2 separate regions of the Homo sapiens genome follow, and region 2 is linked to region 1. Evidence: chromatin contacts called from ENCODE Hi-C or POLR2A ChIA-PET data. All regions are on one chromosome and are shown on one strand. Each heading gives the region's core, a stretch centred on a gene start or an enhancer-like site at or near the end of the contact. The rest is flanking DNA. Distances are from core to core; before and after follow the strand shown. Region 1 overlaps RAP1GDS1 (Rap1 GTPase-GDP dissociation stimulator 1). Region 2 overlaps ADH7 (alcohol dehydrogenase 7 (class IV), mu or sigma polypeptide).

Region 1 (5,861 bases), core at 3,073-5,572:
CCCCACATATTTTTTTAGAACTTCCTACCACTCATTAAGAGTTGGGGTCTAATTCTCCTATTGAATCTGAGCACACTTATGTAACCATTAGAATGCAGCAGAAGGGATGCCATGTGACTTTCCTAGCTTAGGTCATAAAAGGCAATGCTGCTTCCGCTCTGATTGTTGGAATACCAGCCTGCTTGGAGCCCTGAGAAATCCGAGTACCTGGAGGTTGCTGTGTCAGGAAGCTAAGCCTTGTAGAAAGGTCCCAAGTCTCAGGTATCAGATTTCAGGTCAGAAATCCTAGTCTTTGAGTCCTTTCATGCCAGTCACCAGCCATGTGAGTGAATGAACTGTTAGATGATTTAGATCATGCCAGCTTCAGCCACTGAGTCACTCCCAGTCACCCCTAGCCTTTGAGACTCTGCATCAAGGCTGTAGATTTTGTGAAGTAGAGACCAGCCATCTTGAATGTGCCCTTTGTGATTCCCGATTCATAGAATCTATGAGCGTAATAAAATGGCTTTTGTTTTATGCCAGTAAATTTGGGGTGGTTTGTTATATAAAAACGTTTTTATATAAAACACTGAAAAGATACATTTCCTCAGTGAGCAATAGATTGCTATTGAAATTCATCAAAGTAGGAACTACCTGCTGAATAAATGTTAACTGAGTTTTTCTTTCATTTCAAATGAAGATAGCCTAAAAAGACATTTGCCTAGAGAAATTTGGTTTCTTTACTTGTTCTTTATTCTGACATTAATTGTCTTGAAGAGATATTAATTGACTGTTCTAGCAGCCAGGAAAGAAATGTATATGCTTAAAGAGTGCTGTGGGTTTTAACATAGCTTTATGATAAATTTTACCAGTTTGGCTAATGAAAAATGTCAATTAGTACTTTTAAATTATTAAGAATAGTTTCCACAAAAGTTTAGTATTTTTATTAACACAGGAGCCTAATAAAACCTTGTAGGAACAAAGGAATATCTGTACTGATCTCTCCAACTGAAAATTGTTATCCCTGATACTAATTTTAATGTTAATGTAAAATATTAGCATCATCACTAGTATATTTGGCAGTTGTTTGAGTCATCTTTCCTGTCACTTCTTAGAAGACAGTGGATTTTCTAGGTTGATCACCATTGAATAAAATTATAACTGTCATAAAATTATCAAGGGATTTCTGTTATGTAGTACATATTATGATTTCCTAAAATAATATAATAATTATAATAATGGGCACTTTTTATTAATATATTAATATTTATAATAAATAATTATAAATAAATTATAAATAATTTAAATAAATAATAAATTTAAATTATAAATAATAAATAATTGTAAATAAACATTATAAATTATTTATAATATTTATTTATAAATATATTCATATTTATTATAATAATGGGCACATTTTATTAAGATTATTGCCATGGCTGGGCACGGTGGGCTCATGCCTATAATTCTAGCATGTTGCGAAGCTGAGGCAGGAGGATGGCTTGAGCTCAGGAGGTCGAGACCAGCCTGGGCAACATAGAAAGACTCTGTCTGTCCAAAAAAATAAAATTAGCTGGGCGTTGTAGTCAGCACCTGTGGCCCCATATATTCAGCTTGCTGAGGTGGGAGGATTGCCTAAGCCCAGGAAGTTAAGGTTGCAGTGAGCCATTATTGTGCCACTGCACTCCAGCCTGGGTTACAGAGTGAGACCCTGTCTCAAAAAAAAAAAAAAAAATTATTGCCGTGAGTGCCAGGAGCCAAAGTATTGTAGGCCTGTCGCATCCAGACACAATGTATGTGATTAGGCTCTCTCTGTGTAGAGCCTAATCACATATACACAGACATAATTCTTGAACTTTATGAGAATAGGTCTTTAGGCATTGTGTGAAATAAAATTTTACAAATTGTATTTTGCTCTTATTTATTATAGTTTAATATTGTAGTTGTGAAGATCATCTGTCAGATTCTTCACCCTCTCATCAAACATGACAAGTAAGACTAGAGTGTTTCTATTTCAGACTAAAATAGAGTTTTAATTCCATTTAAGAATGAATGAGGCCAGGCGCGGTGGCTAACGCCTATAATCCTAGCACTTTGGGAGGCCTAGGTGGGCAGATCACCTGAGGTCAGGAGTTCAAGACCAGCCTGGTCAACATGGTGAAACCCCGTGTCTACTAAAAATACAAAAAATTAGCTGGGCGTGGTGGCAGGTGCCTGTAATCCCAGCTGTTTGGGAGGCTGAGGCAGGAGAATCCCTTGAAACCAGGAGGTGGAGGTTGTAGTGAGCCAAGATCACGTCATTGCACTTCAGCCTGGGCAACGAGAGTGAAACTCCGTCTTAAAAAAAAAAAAAAAAAAAAAAAAGAATGAATGAAAAATTACTGCTTAGAAAATTTTTATCACATTTCTAAAATAGAGAAGATGACTTAGAGTGAAATAAAGTCATTGTTTTTAGTATAGCCCATTTTAATAAAAATATTTCTTAATCAAGACAGTTTGTGTCATAATTTCTAAAAAAACATGCCAGTGCAAGTAACTCAAAAGTAATGTAGGTTTTCAGGATTTACTAAATTTTCACTATAGTGAGTAGTATGAGTATCCTAGCATAATTTCCTGTCCTAGAGGAATTTTCAATCTAATAGTAGAACTATACAAGTAGGGTTCTATGTACCTAGAACTATAAAACTAACAAAATGAAAAATACAGAAAAAATAAAACTGTATAAAATTCTACAAAAATAATCTCATAAATAGATTACAAACTTATTGATGAAGTTTAATTTTGGGATTTAACCACTTGGTGTAGAGTTCAAACTGCTTGACTCACACATAGGACAGGTTGATTACATTCATATAAGCCCTTATATTTTATGAAATCTTGTAATGAATTATAATTAACCTGGAACAAAAGAGGTGTATCTAGTGGATAGATGTGTGTGTAAGTGGTGAATAGGCACAGAGTTACAATGTCATTGCAACCTGGAGAGTCATACTGGGAGCAAAGACCATGTATATGAATAGGTATGACTACATGTTAAAGTAATAAATTCATGGATTAAGGTAGAAGTTAGGTGTGTAACATTTATGAAATATAGTTTGGAGTTTTCATTAAATAGAATAGTTTTTAGCTCTTTTGTTTCTCTTCAAATATTAGAAATATTTCTAATTATCCAAGTACTGCATGAATTGCCTTTGAAATATTGCACACATGCACCTGAACAGTTACTTTTTTGCTCAGATATTTTTTTTTTCAGATCATGTGTACATAATGTATGTTCACAAAACATATTTAGTATTTAGGTACATTCCTGTTAGATCTTGCATCTGTGGAACTTCATCGTGGAAACTAATTTATCAAAGTAGCACATTCACATTAGTTTCATATTCTTTTTAATTTTCAATTTTATTGGGACCAAGTAATAATTATGAAGGTAGTGATAAATGATTAAACTTTAAATACTTTTTCTAAGCTCTCAGTTTTCTTATTTGTTTTTCTTTTTTTTACTATAAGTTTTAGGGTACATGTGCACAACATGCAGGTTTGTTACATATGTATACATGTGCCATGTTGGTGTGCTGTACCCATTAACTCGTCATTTAACAATAGGTATATCTCCTAATGCTATCCCTCCCCGCTACCCCCATCCCACAACAGGCCCCAGTGTGTGATGTTCCCCTTCCTGTGTCCATGTGTTCTCAGTGTTCAGTTCCCACCTATGAGTGAGAACATGCGGTGTTTGGTTTTTTGTCCTTGCCATAGTTTGCTGAGAATGATGGTTTCCAGCTTCATCCATGTTCCTACAAAGGACATGAACTCATCGTTTTTTATGGCTGCATAGTATTCCATGGTGTATATGTGCCACATTTTCTTAATCCCGTCTATCATTGTTGGACATTTGGGTTGGTTCCAAGTCTTTGCTATTGTGAATAGTGCCGCAGTAAACATACGTGTGCATGTGTCTTTATAGCAGCATGATTTATAATCCTTTGGGTATATACCCAGTAATGGGATTGCTGGGTCAAGTGGTATTTCTAGTTCTAGATCCCTGAGGAATCACCACACTGACTTCCACAATGGTTGAACTGGTTTACCGTCCCACCAACAGTGTAAAAGTGTTCCTGTTTCTTCACATCCTCTCGAGCACCTGTTGTTTCCTGACTTTTTAATGATCGCCATTCTAACTGGTGTGAGATGGTATCTCATTGTGGTTTTGATTTGCATTTCTCTTAAGGCCTAGTGATGATGAGCATTTTTTCATGTGTCTGTTGGCTGCATAAATGTCTTCTTTTGAGAAGTGTCTGTTTATATCTTAACAGCAAGCATCTGTAGCCGCAGCAGCAGTGAAGAGAAGCATGATTTTTTTTCATATCATTAGAAGTCAGTGAAATGGGGAATAACTGGAGAATTTGATTATAATACAGTAGTCCCCCTTTATCCACAGGGATATGTTCCAAGATCAAGAGGCATGATTTTTGTGCTTAAACTTTTTTAGCTTGCTAAGAAGTAAGATAATTTGAATGGTGACTGAATATGTGATAATTATACAAGGTAGCCCTTTTTTTACTGTAGATATGTCACCTACCCATGAAAATGGGACAACTTATTTAATTCTCAGCAATCACAAAATTCTAAAATCTTTTGGAATAAATTTAACATTAAAGAATCTATATAAAAATAGAAACTTTCATGTTTATCAAGGTATAAACAAAATGTGGGAGCCTAGAAAAGGAAGGTTCCTCTGACTGCAGGAATACAGAAAGCTTCATGCAAGACTTGGCATATTAGTTGACTTCGCCAAGTAAGTAGCCATGCTAGATGTGGAAAATGCACAGAAAGGAATTTTAGAAAAGAATTTAATTCTCACAATTGTGAAAATGAAAGTGTGCTTGGGAAAAAGCCAATAATGTGGTGGGACTGACACACATGATGTTGTGTGAGAAAGTAATGGGAGATGGCATAATGTGAGTTGTAAAAGTTTCTGATCGGTTTAGGACCAGCTCTGGTAAACAAAAAAAAAAAAAAAAAAAAAGAAAGAAAAGTAGGAAACTGAAAATACAACATAGTAAAACTGAAAATATTATAATTTTTAAACACAGTCCTTTCCACTTGACATGCTAACAGAAACTACTATTCCTACTTCATTAGAGAAGCTTTTAAAAATAGCTTCATTCTGTCAGATACTAAACCCTTTAGATAAGTAAAACATAATATTCAAGAGAGATTGCTATTATTTCCAGCTGCTAAGCCAGGTGCCCCAAATTGACTTAATGCCATTCATTTTGAGATAAACTTGAAATTCTTCCATTCATGCATTGGCTGTATTCTAGGTACTTGAAAACCACATTAGCACAGAAATATTTTTTTTTTTGGATTTGATGTGGATAGTGATGCTTTCAAAGTAAAGCTTTGTTACTAGATAGTTATGTGAAAATAATAGATACAGAAAAAAATTGAGTGACATTTGAAGTGAGGTAAAAATGTCTTGAACTTTTACAAGCTCAGTTAGCAGTTCTTGTGTACTTGTCTCCTGTCGGTTTTATCATCAGCAATGGTATAATTGTCCAAAGATAACAAACACATATCTATCTATATACCCATGTATCTACTTACTGGCATATAGTAAAGTGATAGAATTGATTAACATTTAAAAGTATGAAGTTTTAGATCCAATAACCTTGAAAATAAAGCTACCATTTCTGAATAATATTGTGAGGAAGATAAACTGAAAAATGCCACCACAAATAACATAAAGAATTTCATGACTTCCTAGTTTAACATGACACTGTCTTGAGATTTGTTCTTTGGGACAGTCCTTTCTTCACAGTCAAGTGTATTCTTTGTTGTTGGTGATGATCTTAAGTACTTTTATGGTCAAATTATTT
Region 2 (5,563 bases), core at 2,423-4,922, 1.1 Mb after region 1:
TTACTGTATACCAAACACCTAGCTCAGTGCTTAATACTGGTTGAAATTAAAAAAAAAATTGCCCAATGAATGTTCTCCACATATCAGTTAAATGATTAGAAGTCTAGACTATTCTTTAAAGAAGAAGCTGGATATTTCTTTTAGCATTCCTCTAGCTATTTATTGCTTACTTATATTTTGATTTATATTCAAGAACTCAGTTTGACAATGCTTTGTGGTTTCATTGACCAGAAATAAGAAATATGCAAAAATAATCAGATTTCCTGATCTCTTCTTAGAACCAGTGTTTTCTGATGACTCAAAATGCTATTCATGTGCAGGTTACCCTGAGAAAGATAGTAGAAGGTCTTTCTGTTCATTATTTGGCCATGACAAGCTCAGACATGAGGAATGATTCCACAAAGTATCATAATAAATATTAAATAAATAAAATTGTCACATATGCAGCATATTTGTCAAAATATAATTTTATCTAAGCATAAAGTGGATTTCATTTAAAAAGCTGTGATCTGAGAATATAAATGTGTTTATTCCTTCTTGGATTTATTTCTTTTGATGTACCTATATTTGCATATTACTTTTAGTATCCTTATTTACATGTTTTTCAAAATTTGAGTCAGGAGACATAAAGGAATTAATCCATTCTACATATTTTTCTTGTTAAAAATGCTTTTTTGGGGGGCAGTTTTCCTTCCTTAATGGATTCTGAGATCCTAGCTACAGATATTGCTAATGGACAGAGGAAATGTCTCCAAATGATTCTTGGATAGAGATTTTCTATACTTATCTATATCTATCATCTATCTATCTATCTATCTATCTATCTATCTATCTATCTATCATCTATCTATGTATCTATTTATTGACATAAATATAGATATATATATGTATACATAAAAATATAATTCTTATAAGCTGTAAATATTCATAGTGTTTTGAGAATTGCCATAGCTAAACTCAGCTGATGATGAAGATACTTCAAAATAATTATTTACACTTTTCAGCTATTTTTTTTAAACCTAGATTAAGCCTAGATTGACAAACTGGTAAAAGAAAAAGGAAATTTTACTCCTCGAGTTCATGCCACTTTTCACTGGGAAATATTCATCATGTAAAAGTGGTTCATAAATACCTGGACATTTTGCAATTTACCATGGTAGAAGTGTCCAATCTATATTATGCCCTAGCATTGGAAGCCTCAATTTCTGCTATGACCACCCAACTTCTTATATGTCTTATAAAGTATTTTTATGTTTTCAGGCGCTTCAACACTTTGTTTATAACAAATAAAAGCTTAATAACAACATATGCCTGTTTAAAAATATATCACCACAAAACATTTTATATAATTTTTAATTTTCTTAAGAATTTTTAACATGTTATAGATATATATAGATACATCAGTGTAGTTGTTAAAAACTAAAAACACTTTTTATTAAATGGAGTCACTACTAAGCACAGTGAATAGGGACTTAGGGACTTGCAATTCTACTGTATCAAATTGAACATTATGATAAGTATGATAATATGATTCTAGCTCTATGTTTATATTCAGTATTACAAAAGGAATATTTTCTAAAATATTAATATATGCTGGCAAATAGCCTTGTGTACCCATATGATATACTTTTTCAGTTTCACCAAGTTATGTAATGATGATTCTTAATCGTTGAAAAATGTGCCCGTCCCTTAATCTTTTCTGTCTTTCTTAATCTAATCCAGTAATATGCATCATGGAATGAACTGATTTCAAAATGTAATCCAACTTAACTCATAACAAGTGTTTAAAAAATACATTTATATTCAAATCTAAAAAATAATAGTTTCAATGTGTTAAGTGAATATTACTCTAGGAGATGCATTTACTATATCTTTATACGCTATATCTGTTTTGAGTTATATATCTGCAGCAGCTGGTTAAAACTCTTAAAAATCTCCATTTCAACATAGAAATCCAAGTGTATGTTTTCTTAAAAGATACAATTATAGCCTTACAAAATGTAAATCAAAAATATTAACATTGTTATTATACTAATTCCCAGGTGCTCACAAGACTTTAAATGTTTATAAAGGTTAATAATTCTTTATAAGGGTTCTATGTCTTCAACAAATCTTCTACTTATGCTTGTATTTGTGAGACAGATACATGATTTCAGATGAGGGAACTCTCACAAGAGAAACTCCAGTTCACCATGACAACACAGACCTCCTGCCACTTTGGATCTCAAAACGTCAGGACCGTTCGAATGCTGAAATGTAAAATGAGAGTTTTTAATGACTTGTTTTCATATCTTTCAAGAAAGGATAGTTTAAACAATTGTCCTTTCTATCTGTCATAGAAACTTCAAGTAAATTCTGTTATTGGAAATCCTCTGGGCTCAAAGTCCTTAACAATTAGTTTTCTTTGTTACGCAACTCTGATAAGGGTATCTGAGCTAATTCTGAAAGCATCAGTATAATTTCAGTATGCCAACAAGAGGGAAGTGGTTTCCAGGTTGAGGAGAAAGCATGAACAAGCCTAGGAACATGTGAACAGGAAAGGTAATCCAATATGTTTAGATTTCTGGGTGCCCAAGAGATCCTGCAAGTAGATGAGACCTACTTCCCTCACTTTATCCCAAAAGCCTGCTGCAGAGGGTGATAGAATGAATGCCAAATTCTTAACTGTTGAAACAAAATAGGTTTTAGTTCAATAATAAAGGCTTTCAAAACCATGCTAAGACATTGGCATTTTGGCAAAACTTGAGCTTGGCAGCTTAGTGAAAGACTAACTGGAATGTATTTTAATACAGAAGGTGGAAAACCTATTATCTCACTACCATGTCCATGTCAGAAATGATTAGACTGAATTAAAGCAATGAGCGTGGGCAATGAGATGAGGGATTCTGAAGGAGAAATCAAGGGTTGCATCATCAAGGCTTAGAATTGGTTTGTATGTGGTAGGCAAGAGTGAAAAAGAAGTCAGACATGATGCTATGGCTTCTCATCTATAAAAGAGGAACGCATAATATAATGACTGAGATAAAAATTACTGGCGAAAAAATATTTCCAAGTGGGACATTCAAATAGAGCTGTGCAGGAAGTAGGTGGAAATTGAAGAGTTTAGGTTTACAAATGTTAGTTTGGATGTCCCTGCTTTAAGGTGATATTTGAAGCAAAATTCCTGAAAGCAGAATTTATGTTTCTTTGGAAAACAAATAGTAATTATTTTCCAAGCAGGCCATACTAAGCTGTTAGTTTTGCTTATCTGAGTAAAGTAGTACTGAGTGGTTCTGACAGTTTTTCTTACAAAATCCCATTGTTTACTTGCTTAAAAAAATGTATGTTCATAATATGATGATCCTGTAGGCTAGACCAAATGTGGAGACAAGACACAACATTGAAAAATCTCTCAGGTAAAAAAAAAAATTAGTAAAAATTTGGATCTCAATATACAGTTCCTTTTACTAATGAAATCCACGTCCTTGGCACATAGTGGAAGCTCAATAATTATTTATAGGCCCAATGAGTGAAAGTCATTTCATCTTGTAGACAGGCTTTTTGATTGCTGTTTGAGACCTCCATGAGGTAGATGTTGTAGATAAAATTTGCATGAATTCATACTTGACCTCTATCCTTGCCCAACCCTCAGAAGCAACAAGAGTAGTAATCATCACACCCATGTTTACCCAAAGCTTGCCAAGCTCTGTCAGAGAAGTTTGTTATATGGTCAAAAGAGCACAAGTTTTGCAATTAGTTTATATCCTGGCACTACCCCAGGAGGTTTGACCAGTTATTTATTTGCTTTCACAACCTTGGTCTTCATCTAAAAATGGTAAAAATAATACCTGGCTTACAGGGATCTGAATAATGCACATTTGAGAAAGCACTTTGAAAACTGTAAAATAAGGAAATTTTGTGGCTTACTTGAAATAAATAGCAGCTTTATGATGAAATAAAAATAGCCACAATGAAATCAACTAGGTAAACAAAATCCAAAAGATTTTAAAAAATTGATTAATATAGTACAATGGCATACTAAGTTGGTGATATGGTTAGACTTTGTGTCCCCACCCAAATCTCATCTTGAATTATAATCCCTATAATCCCTACATGTCAAGGGAGAGACCAGGTGGAGGTAATTGAATCATGGGGCAGTTTCCCTCATGCTGTTCTCATGATAGTGAGTGAGTTTTCACAAGATCTGATGGTTTTGTAAGGGGCTCTTCCCGCTTTGCTCGACACTTCTCCTTCCTGCAGCCTGTGAAGAAGGTGCCTTGCTTCCTCTTTGCCTTCCACCATGATTATAAGTTTCCTGAAGCCCCCAGCCATGCTGAACTGTGAGTCAATTGAATCTGTTTGCTTTATAAATGACCCAGTCTCGGGCAGTTTTTTTTTTTTATAGTAGTATGAAAATACACTAATGCAGTGGGTAAAGAGAAGTAATTAGCTGTATCAATCTGGCTAGATTAAATAATTAGAAATAAAATATGAAGAAAACAGGCACATTTATAAGTACTAAATTTTAAAAGTAGCCTGTGGAGAAGAGACAAGATCATCATAAGAAACAGTTACCTTTGTCCTGAATTGAGCAGCTCAAATCCTTCACTGATTTTTTTAAATGGTAAAACATGAGTTATCAACTGGTCCAGGTCAAATTTCTTTGCCAGGAACTCAGTCACTAGTTTTGGGACATCATCTCTGCTTTTCAAACCTGCAAATAAGCACACATTTTCTCTTTAGACATTACTAAATAATCCTTATCTTTTATTATGTTATATTTATTCCTTCTCTTTCCTGCACTATGACTTTCCCTGTGTTAGATCATTCCCAGCAGTGTACAAATAAGCTGTATTTGTCCCAGCATAAGAAACAAAAGTTATGCAGCCATAAAAAAGAATGAGTTCATGTCCTTTGCAGGGACATGGATGAAGCTGGAAACCATCATTCTCAGCAAACTAACACAGGAACAAAAAACCAAACACCGCACGTTCTCACTCGTAAGTGGGAGTTGAACAATGAGAACACATGGACACAGGGAGGGGAATGACACATACCAGGGCCTGTCGGTGGGTGGCAGGCAAGGGGAGGGAGAGCATTAAGACAAATACCTAATGCATGCGGGGCTTAAAACCTAGATGATGGGTTGATGGGTGCAGCAAACCACCATGGCACTTGTATTCCAACGTAACGAACCTGCACGTTCTGCACATGTATCCCAGAACTTAAAGTAAAATAAAAATTAAATTAAATTAAAAAGAAACAAAGGTTAAAAAAACTCTTCTGATACCCACATCTCCTTCCAGTCACCCCATATCTTTGCTTCTATTGCAGAGAAACTTCTTTACTTTACAGAAAGAATTGTCTTCAGTTCACTGTTTCTGGATCCTGTTCCTTTCCTCTCACCCTCTCTGAGCCCACTCTGATTACGCTCTTGCCCCCAGCACTGTCCTGTAATGGATATCATCAAGGTCATCTTTGAGCTCCATTTTGACCCAGACAGGGGTCATTTCTCAGTCCTCCTCTTATATGAACTGTTAGGTATAACTGATACTGTTGGTGGCTCCCCTTTTCTGAAACACTC

The links. A loop is a pair of places that touch in the nucleus more often than their neighbours do. ChIA-PET counts read pairs that join two places held with the same protein, here RNA polymerase II (POLR2A). Pooled maps may share reads with other maps.
Region 2: POLR2A ChIA-PET joins it to region 1 with 10 read pairs in activated T-cell. The contact joins two enhancer-like sites. A Hi-C loop is called at or near these places in 4 of 37 single-sample maps with no recorded cell type and 4 of 50 pooled maps. POLR2A ChIA-PET finds 5 or more read pairs at or near these places in 2 of 52 experiments (MCF 10A and activated T-cell).

The regions. Positions count from the first base shown.
Region 1 is chr4:98,284,568-98,290,428 of GRCh38, forward strand. The region is part of intron 1 of RAP1GDS1 (Rap1 GTPase-GDP dissociation stimulator 1); the gene reads left to right. Among named protein-coding and RNA genes, the nearest start is that of RAP1GDS1, 26 kb to the left of the region's middle. Within about 2 kb of position 4,323, at least 3 of the 41 ENCODE cell types and tissues checked have a DNase peak (open chromatin) inside an H3K27ac peak, as active enhancers do.
Region 2 is chr4:99,410,924-99,416,486 of GRCh38, forward strand. It overlaps ADH7 (alcohol dehydrogenase 7 (class IV), mu or sigma polypeptide), which reads right to left. Exons shown (of 9, transcript NM_000673.7): 8 at 4,555-4,693; 9 at 1,340-2,249. The coding sequence ends at 2,225. Among named protein-coding and RNA genes, the nearest start is that of ADH7, 22 kb to the right of the region's middle. Within about 2 kb of position 3,673, at least 3 of the 41 ENCODE cell types and tissues checked have a DNase peak (open chromatin) inside an H3K27ac peak, as active enhancers do.